3 separate regions of the Homo sapiens genome follow, and regions 2 and 3 are each linked to region 1. The links are chromatin contacts, found by Hi-C or POLR2A ChIA-PET in ENCODE. All regions are on one chromosome and are shown on one strand. Each heading gives the region's core, a stretch centred on a gene start or an enhancer-like site at or near the end of the contact. The rest is flanking DNA. Distances are from core to core; before and after follow the strand shown.

What was found. A loop is a pair of places that touch in the nucleus more often than their neighbours do. ChIA-PET counts read pairs that join two places held with the same protein, here RNA polymerase II (POLR2A). Pooled maps may share reads with other maps.
Region 2: a loop to region 1 is called in a pooled map of posterior vena cava, with 10 times the contacts of the local background. The contact joins the promoter of CIRBP here to the promoter of TPGS1 in region 1. A Hi-C loop is called at or near these places in 1 of 37 single-sample maps with no recorded cell type and 8 of 50 pooled maps. POLR2A ChIA-PET finds 5 or more read pairs at or near these places in 6 of 52 experiments (CD4-positive, alpha-beta T cell, CD4-positive, alpha-beta memory T cell, CD8-positive, alpha-beta T cell and 3 more).
Region 3: a map with no recorded cell type shows a loop between it and region 1 (14-fold over the local background). The contact joins the promoter of TMEM259 here to the promoter of TPGS1 in region 1. A Hi-C loop is called at or near these places in 2 of 37 single-sample maps with no recorded cell type and 10 of 50 pooled maps.

What each region holds. Positions count from the first base shown.
Region 1 is chr19:504,652-509,045 of GRCh38, reverse strand. TPGS1 (tubulin polyglutamylase complex subunit 1) reads right to left here and starts at 1,549. Exons shown (of 2, transcript NM_033513.3): 1 at 1,202-1,549. The coding sequence starts at 1,539. MADCAM1-AS1 (MADCAM1 antisense RNA 1) reads left to right here and starts at 1,157. Exons shown (of 3, transcript XR_936221.4): 1 at 1,157-1,670. It overlaps MADCAM1 (mucosal vascular addressin cell adhesion molecule 1), which reads right to left. Exons shown (of 5, transcript NM_130760.3): 5 at 3,703-4,301. The coding sequence ends at 4,081. RefSeq lists enhancers at 1,404-1,743, 1,616-2,473 and a silencer at 2,274-2,403.
Region 2 is chr19:1,267,018-1,271,411 of GRCh38, reverse strand. It overlaps CIRBP (cold inducible RNA binding protein), which reads right to left and starts at 2,080. Exons shown (of 6, transcript NM_001300829.2): 1 at 2,002-2,080; 2 at 376-484; 3 at 166-272; 4 at 1-83. The coding sequence starts at 478. It overlaps CIRBP-AS1 (CIRBP antisense RNA 1), which reads left to right and starts at 1,152. Exons shown (of 2, transcript NR_027271.1): 1 at 1,152-1,587; 2 at 3,022-3,941. RefSeq lists silencers at 1,464-1,773, 1,824-1,983, 2,194-2,403, 4,014-4,063, 4,204-4,394.
Region 3 is chr19:1,017,979-1,022,372 of GRCh38, reverse strand. It overlaps TMEM259 (transmembrane protein 259), which reads left to right and starts at 1,250. Exons shown (of 11, transcript NM_001033026.2): 1 at 1,250-1,601. The coding sequence starts at 1,377. RNU6-2 (RNA, U6 small nuclear 2) reads right to left here and starts at 851; the gene lies at 745-851. RefSeq lists silencers at 1,059-1,168, 1,329-1,398, 1,429-1,488, 3,747-3,966 and an enhancer at 2,764-3,363.

The DNA.
Region 1 (4,394 bases), core at 300-2,799:
CTTAATCCGCAAGTGGCTCTGGCAGCTTCTTCAAACCAGGGGCCTTCCATCGCAGTAAACGGCTCCACTGACCCTCTGGGCCTGCCCTTGCCCGCTCCCCTCCCACCTGGCTCCAGCAAATCATCGGGCGGGGCCTTCAGAGCCACTGGGCCACCGGAGCAAGTCTGCTCCTTGTCCAGGTACCCAACACCCTGCCACCCTTATCTGAGTATGATCTTGGACACCTGTGCACCCTGAACGTGGTAGGGGGGACACTCCCCATCTCTCTTCTCCCCCCGAACTTCTCTGGGACTCTGGCGAGGGCTGCCATGGTGGGCGCTTATGCCCTGGTTATGAGGCTGAAAGGGCACCTTTGCTTGGCATCCTTCCCTGCCTGCTCTTCCCACCCCCTTCCTGGGTTCTCTTGGGCGCACCCCCTTGTAAAATCACCTGCACACACAATGCCTACCTCAGGCTCCGCTTCTGGGGACCCCCCCCCCAACAAAAGACATCAGCCCATCCATCCCCAACGCCAACAGATAGTCCCCAACCACCTTCCCTGGGCTCAGAACTGGCCCCAGCCAGGGGACACCGCGCGTAGGCACCTGCAGCCTCGCATGCTTCAGCCAAATTCCGTGGCTTTCCCGCCTCCCGTGTGCCCCACACTCGGGGTCTAAATTTGCACCTGCTGGGCCTCTTCCCTGCAACCCGCCCGCACATCGCCAGGCTCTTCCAGGAATCCCCACCTGCCCGCTGGGAGCCTGTCCCCTAAGATGGGGGCCCTGGGTGACTGCGCTGCTCTCTGTAAATATTCACGTTCTGGCTGAATGGACGGGGATAACATGAGGCTGCTAAGGAGGCGACTAGGAGGACCTGGCTCGGGGGCTGGCTCTGCGACCTCGGGCCAAGTCCTCTTGAGCTGCACGATTTTGAAAATCATGAACTGCAAGGGGAAACTCAGCACCTGCAAAAAGGCATCACAGAAGGCGAAGCCGGCCAGAAGGACTCGCGCCGCATGCAGCGCGCTGCCTAGCGCCGGACCGAAGCCCGGACCCTCCAGCCCACCTTGTCCGATCCATCCCACCCAAGAAGGCATCGCGCACTACAACTCCCAGCAAGCCCCGGGCCCCTGCGCCGGCGCTGCGGGTAGGGAGCCGCGCGCGGCATGCTGGGAGTTGAAGTCCATCGCTGCCCCACCCGCCCAAGCCGGCCCACTGCGCACCTCTGGGAGTGGTGGGCCAGGCGAAGGTGCCATAGCGCGCGGCCCAGGCGCTGCTGCTGCAGCAGGAGCTGGCCCGGGGGCTCCCCGGCGCCGCCGTTTACAGGCGAGCGCAGGCCCATGTTCTCGAAGTAGTGAGCCAGGAAGGCGATCGGCTCCTCGGGCCGCGCCTCCAGCACCTTCAGCAGGGCCGCACGTAGCATTTCCGTCACGCCGACCTGCCGCAGGAAGTCCTCCTCGCTCTCGGCCGCCCCCGCCGCCCGGGATACCGACTGGCGGCCGCTGTCCGTGAAACCGGCCGGCGGTGGTACCGCTTGCCGCCGCTTCTCCACTGCCGCCATCTTCGCTGAGGGCAGCGGGACCGGAAGCACCGCCATATTCCACTGTGCGCTAGAGCCCCCCCAAGGCGGCCATCTTGATTAAGGGCAGAGGGCACCGGTATCCCGCTGGGAGACTTTGGGAAGTGACAAGGGTACGCTACCACTTTCCTTGTGTCCTTATTGGCACTCTCTCTTCTCCTCCCTCTTTGTGTATATTGATTGGCTCTCCTGGCTTTGGCCTCGGTCCTGAATTTTGCCAGACTCCAAAATGGCTGCCTCGGAAGTGCTTCGTTTCTGGCACAAAGCCGGATTGCTTGCCATTTGGGTAGTGAGCGAGTCCTTCATTAGCATGGTCTCCTAGCAACCAGTCTCCCTGGTTAGCAGAGAAGCCTGACGGAGCATGCGCGGGGCTGGACCTGCCCAGGACTGCTGGACCCAGCCCCGCGCCCGGCCCCCAGACCCTTTTCTCATGTTCATCTCTGAGCCTTGGTGCTGGGGGTCGAGCTCAGCCTGGCCTTCCGCCTAACTCAGTCAACGTCTGAGTGCGTAGCTCACCTCGTGGGAGAAGCCCCCTCCCCAGCTCCGCTGCAGCTGCGCTGAGCCCCTATTGGCGGCCACACGGGCGAGCATCCCGCGCTGTTACCCCCTGACCGCCAGAGGGAGCTTTCTGACACCGCAGCCTCCAGAGCTGTAAACTCTGCCATGGCTCTCCAGGGCCCCCGGGCTGGCACCTCCAGGCCTTCATCGCCTGACCTCGCTTCCGGCCGCCCTCCCGGCCCTCCCAACCCTCCGCAGCCCGCAGCCACCTCAAAACACAAGCAGTCTCCTCCATAAGCCGCCTCTGGGTGTGTTTCCCCAGGCGACCTCTGTGGATCTTCCCTCACTGCTTTCGGGGACTCCTGGTTAAGCTTCTCACCGAGGAAACCACTAAGCCCTCGCGTTTCCCCGCCCCGGGCAGAGCTTGCTGGGTGCCGTCCCCGTCCCTCAGGGGCGTTGCCCCGGGCAGGGGGCAATGAGAGCTGTTTGCCGGGGGACCGTTCCACCATCCTCCCAGCACAGGAATCTCTGGCGGGCAGACCAAATGCCCTTTGTAAAACGTGAAGTAGAGGTTCCTCTTCAAATGAGACTTTCCTCCCCATCTAATTAGGAATAAATAGTAACTTCTCTTAGAAGCAAAATGTATTCAAAGGCCTGTGGTAGGCCGGGCGCGGTGGCTCACGCCTGTCATCCCAGCACTTTGGGAGGCCGAGGCGGGCGGATCACGAGGTCAGGAGATCGAGACCATCCCGGCTAACACGGTGAAACCCCGTCTCTACTAAAAATACAAAAAATTAGCCAGGCGTGGTGGCGGGCGCCTGTAGTCCCAGCTACTCGGGAGGCTGAGGCAGGAGAATGGCGTGAACCCGGGAGGCGGAGCTTGCAAGTGAGCCGAGATCGCGCCACTGCACTCCAGCCTGGGCGACAGAGCGAGACTCTGTCTCAAAAAACAAACAAACAAAAGACCTGTGCTAACATTCTTTGTTAATTAATTGTTAATGTTATATTGAATATATATAATGTAATAAGGAAATCAACATACTTTATGTTCTTAGTGCCCACAATGTAGGCTAAATATCTGCCCTGGCATGCTTATACTGGTCCAAGCAAGCATTAGGTCATAACCTGTTCCTCTTCCTTATTTGAAGGTGTTTTTACCTTTCTTAGCATTCCACAAGCTACTTCTTCCTTCCTTTGTTCTCCTCTGCCTTTGCCTCTTTTTAAAAGTTCCAAGCTGCTAGCCGATCGGGATAAATACAGAATGTGAGGTCCCGTTCCAGCCAATGGAAACCGTCCCGTTCCAGCCAATGGAAACCGGACAGAGCAGTAGGGTGGACGCGTCAGGTTATAAATGACCCTGTCTCCTTTGTTCTGGATACTCTCGTGGCAAAACTGCTGGCCAGTGTACCCTTTCTGCAGAAAGTAAAACAGTGGCCTTGCTGAGGAAATGACATTTATATTCAAGTGCTATTTCTTTACGGCACCGGGGAACAAGCATTTCTAACACTTTCTTCTCCAGCCCCGGACTGTGGGATGAGGGAGATGGAGCCATCAGGGCAGGACCCACAGTCAACCCTCTGCTGTCCGGAGCCCTCAGACCTCTCCTCTCCACGGAGTGGGTGTCAACTGAGAAAACTGACACGTTTGTATCATTTTAGGAGGTTTATTTGCCAAAGCCTCAGGAGGTCCTGACGACAGGGGCCCAGGGTGGTCAGGGCACAGCTTGGTCTTACGCATTTTTAGGGAGACGTGAGACATGAATCAATGTATGTAAAAAGTACGTGGTTCCGTCCAGAAAGGTGGGGACCACTCAGGGAGGGGCTTCAGGTCATGGGTAGGTGAGACAAACAGTGGCCTTCTTTTGAGTTTCTGATGAGCTTCTCCAAAGAGGCAATCAGAACATGCATCCATCTCTGTGAACAGAGGGATGACTTTGAGTAGAATGGGAGGCAGGTTTGCCCTGACCAGTTCTCAACTTGAAGGGGTCCAAGCTATTTTGCTTTCACAGGGGGAAAGGCTGGCCACTCAGGAGGGGCTGATCCCGACCTGGCCGGTCCCCCTTAACCCAGCCCAGGCCGACACCTGGGGCAGAAGCCTCAGAGAAGCTGGTGGGTGGGTGTCGTCCTCAGCCAGGTGCCGGCAGCGTTTCCAGAGGTGATAGGTGGGCAAGGCCAGGAGCAGCAGTCCCAGCACCGCACTGCTGGTCCACAGAGCCGCGGGCAGCTGGTCACCCGCAGGTTTGGACGCTGGGGAGAGAGTGCAGGAGACCCCGGTCAGAGCCCTCCAGGCCTCTGCAGGCTTGGGAAGGGAGGAGCCCCTCAGAGGCTACACGTGCTTCC
Region 2 (4,394 bases), core at 831-3,330, 760 kb before region 1:
GCAGAGCCACCACGGTACCCACGGGATCGGTTGTCTGACGACTTGCCTGCCTGGTCTACTCGGATCTGCCGTCCATCTACAGACTGGAGACAGAGGGCGGGACGGGTTAGCAGGTGGGTGCCCCATCCTCGAGACGGGACTCCTGCTCAGCACCCTGATCCTCACCTTCCCATTCATGGCCATCATGGCATCCTTAGCGTCGTCAATGTTCTCAAAGGTGACAAACCCAAATCCCCGAGATCTCTGGGTCTCCCTGTCTTTCACAACCACCACTGTGCAGGGGAGAGAGGTCTGCAGTCAGCACCCAGCTGTACTTCCAGGTAGGAGGAGCACAAGCCCCCCCGCCCAGGGCCGCGGGCCCAGCAGCAGCCTCACCTTCAGAGATCTGTCCGTACTTTGAGAAGACCTGCTCCAGCGACTGCTCATTGGTGTCAAAACTCAGCCCTCCAACAAAAAGTTTGCCTTCATCTGATGCCATGGCGGCCTGTGGCAGACACCAATGAAATCCTCAACAGGGGTCATCTCTCACCACCTCTCCCCGCTTCCTATTTTATGTAAATGACATGTGTTTTTTAGGGGAAATATTAGAAAATCAGATTTTTATTTTTCATTATCTCAAACTCATACCTAGGACTTATTTTTTTGGGGTCGGGGGCAGTGTGTCTAACTGTCACCCAGACTGGAGTGCAGGGGTCACTGCAGCCTCCACCTCCTGGGCTCAAGCAATCCTCCTACCTCAGCCTCCCAAGAAACTGGGACTGTAGGTGTACACCACCACGCCTGGATAATTTTTTTAAATTTGTTTTAGTAGAGATGGGGTCTTGCTCTGTTGCCCAGGCTGGTCTGAAACTCCTGGGCTCAAGCAATCCTCCCACCTTGGCCACCCAAAGTTTTGGGATTACAGGTGTGAGCCACCGCACCCAGCCACCTAGGACTTCTTAATTCAAATAATTTACTCCATCCACCCCCAAGACTGAAGGCAGGCCGCACCCATTTCCACAATGGGTGTCTCCCTTCCCCCACAGCCTTCCAGTTGTGCCCTGGGCAGGACTGCACTCTCAGGTTCTCCTATTTCCGAACGGGTGCCAACTCCTACCCTAACCAACTGACATCTACTTGTTGCTGGACCAGAACGTGCTTCTGCTCACTGTAAAATGCCTCCTGAGACTGGGGGGGGGGCTGGCTGTCAGGGAGGCCGCCCCGTCCTGGGGGGCACCTCAGGGCAGGTACTGACTTCCATAGCCAGGACCTAGGCCGGGAATCGGGAAGGGATGGCCCCGGAAGTGATAAGGCAGGATTTCCAGGCAGGGGAAGTGGCATTTAGGAGAACTGGCTATTTAAGGGGGCGGTCAGTGCTGACACAGACAAAGCATTCACTGGCTGGGAATGGCCGCCACCCAGTGGCTCTGAGAACTAGACTTGGAAGTCTGGCACTGGGAGCTGTGCCAACTTGGACCAAACTTTGGGCGCAAAGCACGACGTGGCAGACGAGGAACCACACTAGAACGGGCCACGCCTACCCAAGATTTACGAGGCCGTCCTTTCCCTCATGCAATCGCAATGGGAAAAGGAGGAAACTAAGGCTCGGTAAGCAAAAGCGTTGGTGTGTGGATACCTCCAGCCCCAAGGCCGGGAAAGCGGCCCTGGAGACCGGGGGCGCCACGTGGCCCCGCCCCCGCCGCGTGCGCATGCGCCCCGCGCGCACCCTGCGCCACTCCATCCGGGAACTCGGCGCTCCCGCCATTTCGCTGGGCACAGCCTCGAGCTCGCGGCCGCCATTTTGCGGCGGCAACCGGGTCGCCGGCGGCCCGGACCGGCGGGGAGAGGCCCTCTGGCCGCTACTCGGCCCAATCTCCCGCTGTCCCTCGCCGCCGGCGGGGCGGACTCCACCCCGGGCCCGCCCCCTCCCAGGGGCGTGCCGCTGCGGCCCCGCCTCGCCTGGCCGCCGCAGGCCGCCCGCCGCCCCGAGCTCCTCGGAGCCGGTGCAGCCAGGGCCCTCACCACTGAGTCGGGCAGGTCCCTGACGCAAGCGGGAAGACAGCGCACCACAACGACCCGAGCCTCCTAACGCGCGAGTGAGGGGGGGGCGTCCCCGAGCCCGGCCTTATATACGCTTCCGCCGGGCCCCGCCCCCTACACATCCTGGGCCAATCAGAGGGCGCGCCTGCGTCTTATATTCATGAGCTGGGGGCCGAGTCTATCTCGGTTCCGCCCCCTCCCGCGGACTGGTGTCGGGCTCGACTATTGGCCGAGACGTTTGCAGTCCGCAGTCCTCCACCCGCGCTCGAGGGGGCGTGACCAGCGCGCGGCGGGGCGGGGCGGGGCTGACCCAGTTACGCGTGCCTGCTCCCTGGCCTGCGGCGGGGAACAAATGGGCCTCTAGCCCCGATTCCCAGGCCTCAGGCCTCATGGGGACTTCTGGGTGTCACTGGGACCCCGACTTTGCCTGTGCTCCAGCAGTCCCGACATAACAACCTAGCCCAGATCCCCTACCCAACCAAGACCCGGCTGTCAGACATCCCAACTTCATCTGAACCCCGACACCTGTCGTGATATTCTTGCCAATACAACCGACGTCCCAGTTTTCCCAGCACCCCAGCACTCCATTCCTGCCATCAACCCCATGCCCACCAAAACCCCAACAGAGACAACCCCATTCATGCGAACCCCAATATTCGCAATCCCAATTCTTCCTACATCGCCACACTTTGGTGCACCCCAACTTTACGCAACCCAGTTTGCCTACAAACTCCAACCCGCACCCAAGCCTAACTCCCACTGGAACCGCGATTATCACGGCTGGGTGCGTGGCCCACACCCCCACACTCGCCTGGCCGGATAGTGTTGTGCGTCCCTGCTGTCGGGTGCAGGCGGACACCCCGAGTCCCCACTGCACCCCAGCACTCCGCCCGGCCCTCGGCCTCCCCTCCCACCGTGCTGCACAGCAACGGCGCACTCGCTCCCCACGCGGGGCCAGGCCCACTCTGCTCCTCCACCCAGGCCTTTTCTCTCCTTCCACAGGCCTCCCCTACTGAGCCTGGTTGGCGGAGGGGAGTCTTAAAGCCGCCGCCATCTGGAGAACCAGCTTTACAAGGACCCTCACTCACTACTCTTCGGCGGCCCCAAAGCCTCTGGGGGGCCCTCTATGGCCACCACTTGCTCCTCGCCCAGGAGTCATCTCATGCCGCCGCCTCCCCCAGCCCTGGTGGAAGAAGCCAGCGCGGACCCCTGCCTCTCTGCCCCAGAAAGTCTTCGGAGGGATGACCCTCTGCTGACAAGCTGGGGGAAGTTGGCGTACAGAGACCCCCGCTTTGCTGCTCATCCCAGGGAAATCCCGGCCCCACTCCTGACCTCAGACTCACTTCCACCCTCAAGTGGATCGAGGTGGGGGTAGCCAGGGGCGCTGTCTCCAGTGACAAGGTCTCTGGGACCCCTCATGGGCTCAAGACCCCCTCCCCCAGGCAGCAGCTGTGTGATTCATCACCACCCCCTCTGCACCTCGGGCCCCCCCACTACAGCCGCCCCACTCCCCGTCAGCGGCAGCCGGCTGCTGCGTCAGCCACTCACGCAGGGTGGTTATTAAAGGAGAGAGACATCAGCACCGAGCTCCCCTGCGCCCGCCGTCCATGCGGGAGGGGCCACCCACCCACTGGAGCCCCAGACGCGGGCGCCACATGCCCAGCCTGGGAGCAATTCAGGCCCATTCTTTCTGATCTGCGCCCCCAGCCCCCAGCCCCAGCAGTCAGCGCGGTGGACGTTCTCTGACCCAGAGCAGCCCTTGTAGGGGGGGAGTTGGAGGGGGTGCCTGGTAGTCACAGCGGCCCCTGCATAATTGCGTAATTCTTGCCGCTCCCCCCAGCCCATCGTTCCCTGGTTCTGTGAGCCTCTGCCTTTTCCTGGTTTTGCGAAGCGCCGTGTTCATTCATTCATTCATTCATTCAGCCAGTGCCTAGTTATTAAGCGCTTACTACGAGCGGGTTCCTGGGTGCGGGCTCCGTGAGTGTCCGCAGCCATCCTGGGTTCCCAGGGTGGCGTTGACACGCACCTGCGCACACCTGCCGCTTTGCATCTGTGCCGAGCACTGTGCACCGGCTTCCAGGTGTGGACCTGTGTCGGTACCTGTGCCTCTGGGGTCAGCTGCGTCTGCGAGCACCCGTGACTCCCAGGTATCTCACCGCGATCCTGTGTCCCCACCGGGGGTCTCAGGCGGCTGGGACCCCTTCATCCACCCCTGCTGGCCACTGACCATGCGGGACCCGACCGGGACGCGCTGCCCGTTGCGGACACCAGGGGGCGCTGCGGCCTCGCTCCGTCCGCGGCGTTTGGCTCGAGCGGCCGGGCTCCCGGTGCCGCCGCTCCACGCAGACGCCTCGCGTGGGAGAGGGGGCCCCGCC
Region 3 (4,394 bases), core at 1-2,500, 510 kb before region 1:
AATAGCCGGGTGTGGTGGCGGAAGCCTGCAATCCCAGCTATTCAGGAGGCTGAGGCAGAGAATTGCTTGAACCCAAGAGGCGGAGGTTGCAGTGAGCCGAGATCACGCCACTGCACTCCAGCCTGGGCGACAGAGTGAGACTGCGTCTCAAAAAAAAAAAACAACACAAAACTTTTTTTTGGCGGGCTTGGTGGGTCACACCTGTAATCCCAGCACTTTGGGAGGCCTAGGCGGGCAAATCACCTAAAGTTAGGAGTTCGAGACCAGCCTGACCAACATGGAGAAACCGTCTCTACTAAAAATATAAAATTAGCCTGGAGTGGTGGCGCATGCCTGTAATCCCAGCTACTTGGGAGGCTGAGGCAGGAGAATGGCTTGAACCCGGGAGGCGGGGGTTGCAGAGAGCCGAGATCGCGCTTCTGCGCTCCAGCCTGGGCGACAGAGCGAGAATCCATCTCAAACAAACAACCAAAAAACCCAAAAACCATAGTATCCTCTTGTGTACGCAGCCGGCACTCAGTAAGTGCCCCTGAAGAGCACTTATTTATTCATTGCTGCGCGAAGCTACGGGGGCAGGTGGCACAGCGCCACGCAGGAGTAGAGACTGCCAGATTGTTCTACCGCCAACCTTAGTGGCGCCACAGGAGATGGACACGGGAAGACTATGACGTTACTGGCCCTGTGACGTCATGGCAGGATCCGGGCAAGAGAAGCCAAACGAGGTGACGAGCTGTAGACTACAGCAAAAATATGGAACGCTTCACGAATTTGCGTGTCATCCTTGCGCAGGGGCCATGCTAATCTTCTCTGTATCGTTCCAATTTTAGTATATGTGCTGCCGAAGCGAGCACGACTCAAGGGTTACTGTCACACCTATTTTAAGCCCTTCAATCAAATCATCTTTTGGTTAGGATAACTTATGGTCGGTTTCATATTTAGCATAATTTCCTACAGTGGTATGTTGCAGAACAACTTTCGTGCTTACGCTTACTTTGATGTCTTCGATCACGTAAAATCCCATATCTTATCGTAATTTTACCGCCTTATACTGGCCTCATAGCCGCGGTGGATTGTGGGTGCCAATATGCAAAAGAGGTGGCCCAGATGCAGGCCCGCCCCCTGGAGCGGCCGAGGTAGGGGGTGAGGCCTCCGCGGGCGCCGCTGGCATCCCAGCGTTCTCTGCGGGCGCAGGGGGGCCGCTCTTGCCCGGCGTGGCGACTCGCTAGCGTCAGCAGCGCCGCAGCCGGACGAGAAAGCGGAAGATGGCGGCGGCGGCCGGGAGGCCGTGAGGAGAGCGGCGGCTGCGAGGGCGGCCGATGGCGGCCGGGAGGCGCCCTCGGACACTTGCGGGTCGTTAGGGCGCGACGCTGGGAGGCATGTCGGAGCACGTGGAGCCCGCAGCTCCGGGGCCCGGGCCCAACGGCGGCGGCGGCGGCCCGGCCCCCGCGCGCGGGCCTCGCACCCCCAATCTCAACCCCAACCCCCTCATCAACGTGCGCGACCGGCTCTTCCACGCGCTGTTCTTCAAGATGGCTGTCACCTATTCGCGGCTCTTCCCGCCCGCCTTCCGCCGTCTCTTCGAGTTCTTCGTGCTGCTCAAGGTGACCGCGGCCCCGACCCCCGACCCTTGACCCCAGCGGCTGTCCCGACCCCCAAGTCTGCTACCTCCGACCGCGACCCCTGGCCCCGCTGGGGACAGCGAGCGCCACCCTGCACCCTGAGGCCTATACCCGGCCCTACCGATTAGGGCTCTCCCTCGCGACCTCTGACCCTGGGATTGGCCAGGGACACCGTCTCGTGACCCCATCCCGCCCGGGGACGTCCACCCGGGAAGGCCGGATCCCGCTGCACTAGAAGCCGCTGTTCTCTACTCTGGAAACCTCACTGTCAGCTCCCTCCAGGGCCCATCCTGTCCCCGGCGACCGCCTTTCCCAGGTCCCCACCTACCCAGGCTTGGAGTCCGGTCCTGGCCTGCGAGGTAGCACCTCCCGCCCTTTGACCCCTGACTGTGCCGCCTGAGACCCTCAGTTCCGAGGCCTCTCTCCCCTCCCAATGTGCTGGCCCAGAACCCAGCCTGACGCAGGTCTCCCTCGGACCAACCCCTGTCCTGGAAGTCGACTCCCCACTCCCCTCTCTCCCTCCTTGTAGCCTTTCAGCTGCGTTCCCCGCTCCTGAGCCTCAGGGGAATGTGACTTAGCTGAGGTCACCTCGCTAGGGTTAGCGGCAAAGTCACCGGCAGCAGCGTACCACCCCATCCCCGGCCTCTTCCTCCGCTGGGTCCCCACTCCCTTCCTGCTTCAGGAGCTCAGGTTGTGGGTCTGTCGCCCGTGCCTCCCCTATGAGGCACCGGCCTCCGCGTCTTGGGCTCTGTCCCCCTCCCGCCCTCCTCAGATGGCAGAGGTCTCAGCCGTGCAGGACAGGCATCGGCCTGACTCCCTCTGAGAAGGAGTCTTGCTTGGGTGACAAGAGGGGCTCAGTAGCAGCTGCAGCCCCTCAGAAAACAAGCTGGCCGGGGTCCTGGGCCACCTGGCGAAATGGGGACGTGGCCGTTTTCGTTCTGCATCAGAACACCGCCGCGCCGGGGCTTGGGGGCTGCTGAAGTTGCGCCGTGAGCTTTTTGGATCTAGCCTGCAAAGAGGGGTCCGATGCTGGCGGGCCAGGCTGCGATCGTGGGCAAGTTCCCAGCCTGACACAGGTTGGTCAGGAGCTGGCTGCTTTTTTGGGCTCGGCAAGTGGAGCTGGACCTTGGCCGTCCTGCGGACCTGGGTGTGGGTCCCAGCCTGCTGCCACTTCACGGAAGGCCCCCCAGCCTCCAGATCCGTGCCTCCCCAGGCCAGAGCTCAGCCCATCATCCTTCCCACCTTCCTCCCTGCAGCCCCCCAGAGTGGCATGGTCGCCTCAGTAGGCACCTGAGCAGGGCTGTGAAGGGTTACGCAGGCAGGCGGCCTTTCCCGGCTCTGGGGTCCACAGACGGGGCCTGAAACTGTGGACGGAGGCTGGTCTGTGGACGTGGGTTTTCCTTCCATGGAGTAGCCTGGGAACAGGATGGAGCCACTGTGTCCTTAGGCTTGTGGAGGGTGTGTGCTGGGTGCCAGGCCAGGTTCCCCCGACGGAGCTCAGCCTCCTTGGGAGGTGCATCCCTGTCGCCTGGGCCCTGGTCCCACCATGTCCCGGTTTGGAAAGGGATCAAGCCTACCCGGCTCCATCTCCAGGCCAATACCACTCACAGGTGGTCAGATGGGGCTGGGCCAGAGCTGGAGTTCCCCGTCTTCTGTGTAGGGTGGAGACTCTTGGGAGGTTCTCAGTAACCCCAATCCCTCCTCTCTCAGCAGAGGGCTTTGGACTGTGAGATCTCTGGGTGGTGAATTTTTTTTTTTTTTTTTTTGAGATGGAGTCTTGCTCTGTCACCCAGGCTGGAGTGCAGTGGTTTGATCTCGGCTCACTGCAAACTCCACCTCCTGGGTTCAAGCAATTCTTCTGCCTCAGCCTGCGGAGTAGCTAGGATTACCGGTGCCCACCATCACAACCGGCTAATTTTTTTGTCTTTTTAGTAGAGACTGGGTTTTGCCATGTTGGCTAGGCTGGTCTCAAACTGCTGATTTCAGGTGATCTGCCCGCCTCGGCCTCCCAAAAGGCTGGGATTACAGGCGTGAGCCACCATGCCTGGCCTGGGTGGGGAAATCTGTTCTTTGTGAATTTTCCACCCGGTAATCTGGTGGCACAGAATCTGACCCTGCTGCCTTCACTTTTACTTATCTGCAAAGTGCAGGCTGGAACTGCCTGATTTCAGAGGCTGCCTTGAGTTCCAGAAGGCTCCTCTGCTTCCTGCCTGCCTGGCTTCCGGGGGTCTCCCTGCAGAGAGCCAGGTCCTCCCTGGTATGATCCCTTCAAGGTGGCTTCATCCTGTGGCATCTGTGCAGCTGAGCTCCCAGCCCTGAGCTGGCATGGAGTCCCCCAGCTCTCACCCATGCCTGGGTGGCTTTAGGAAATGCCAGGATCTCCCAGCTCTGAGCCAGCATGGAGCCCCCCGGTCCCTCATCCATGCCTGGGTGGCTTTAGGAAATGCCAGGCAGTGCCAGGTGCTGGGGAGAGAGGAGGCGGCAGGGGCCTGTGTTCCAGGGGCCCTCGGGAGACCTCCATCCAGCCTCAGTATCCACCTCTGCTGGCCTTCATGGCCCTGAGCCCAGTGTGGCAGAGACTGTCCATCTTGGGGCACTGGGTGCCTGCACCTGTGCGGTTGGGCTCTGGACCCAGGTGACCACCAAGTGGATGCCCACAGGGTGAAGGGGTCTCGACTCAGCACCCCTGGACATGGGCAGGGGCCCGCGCCTAGCCACAGGGAGTAATGGGGCTCCTCTTGTGGGGTCGTGACGATTAAAGACGGGGTATGTGAG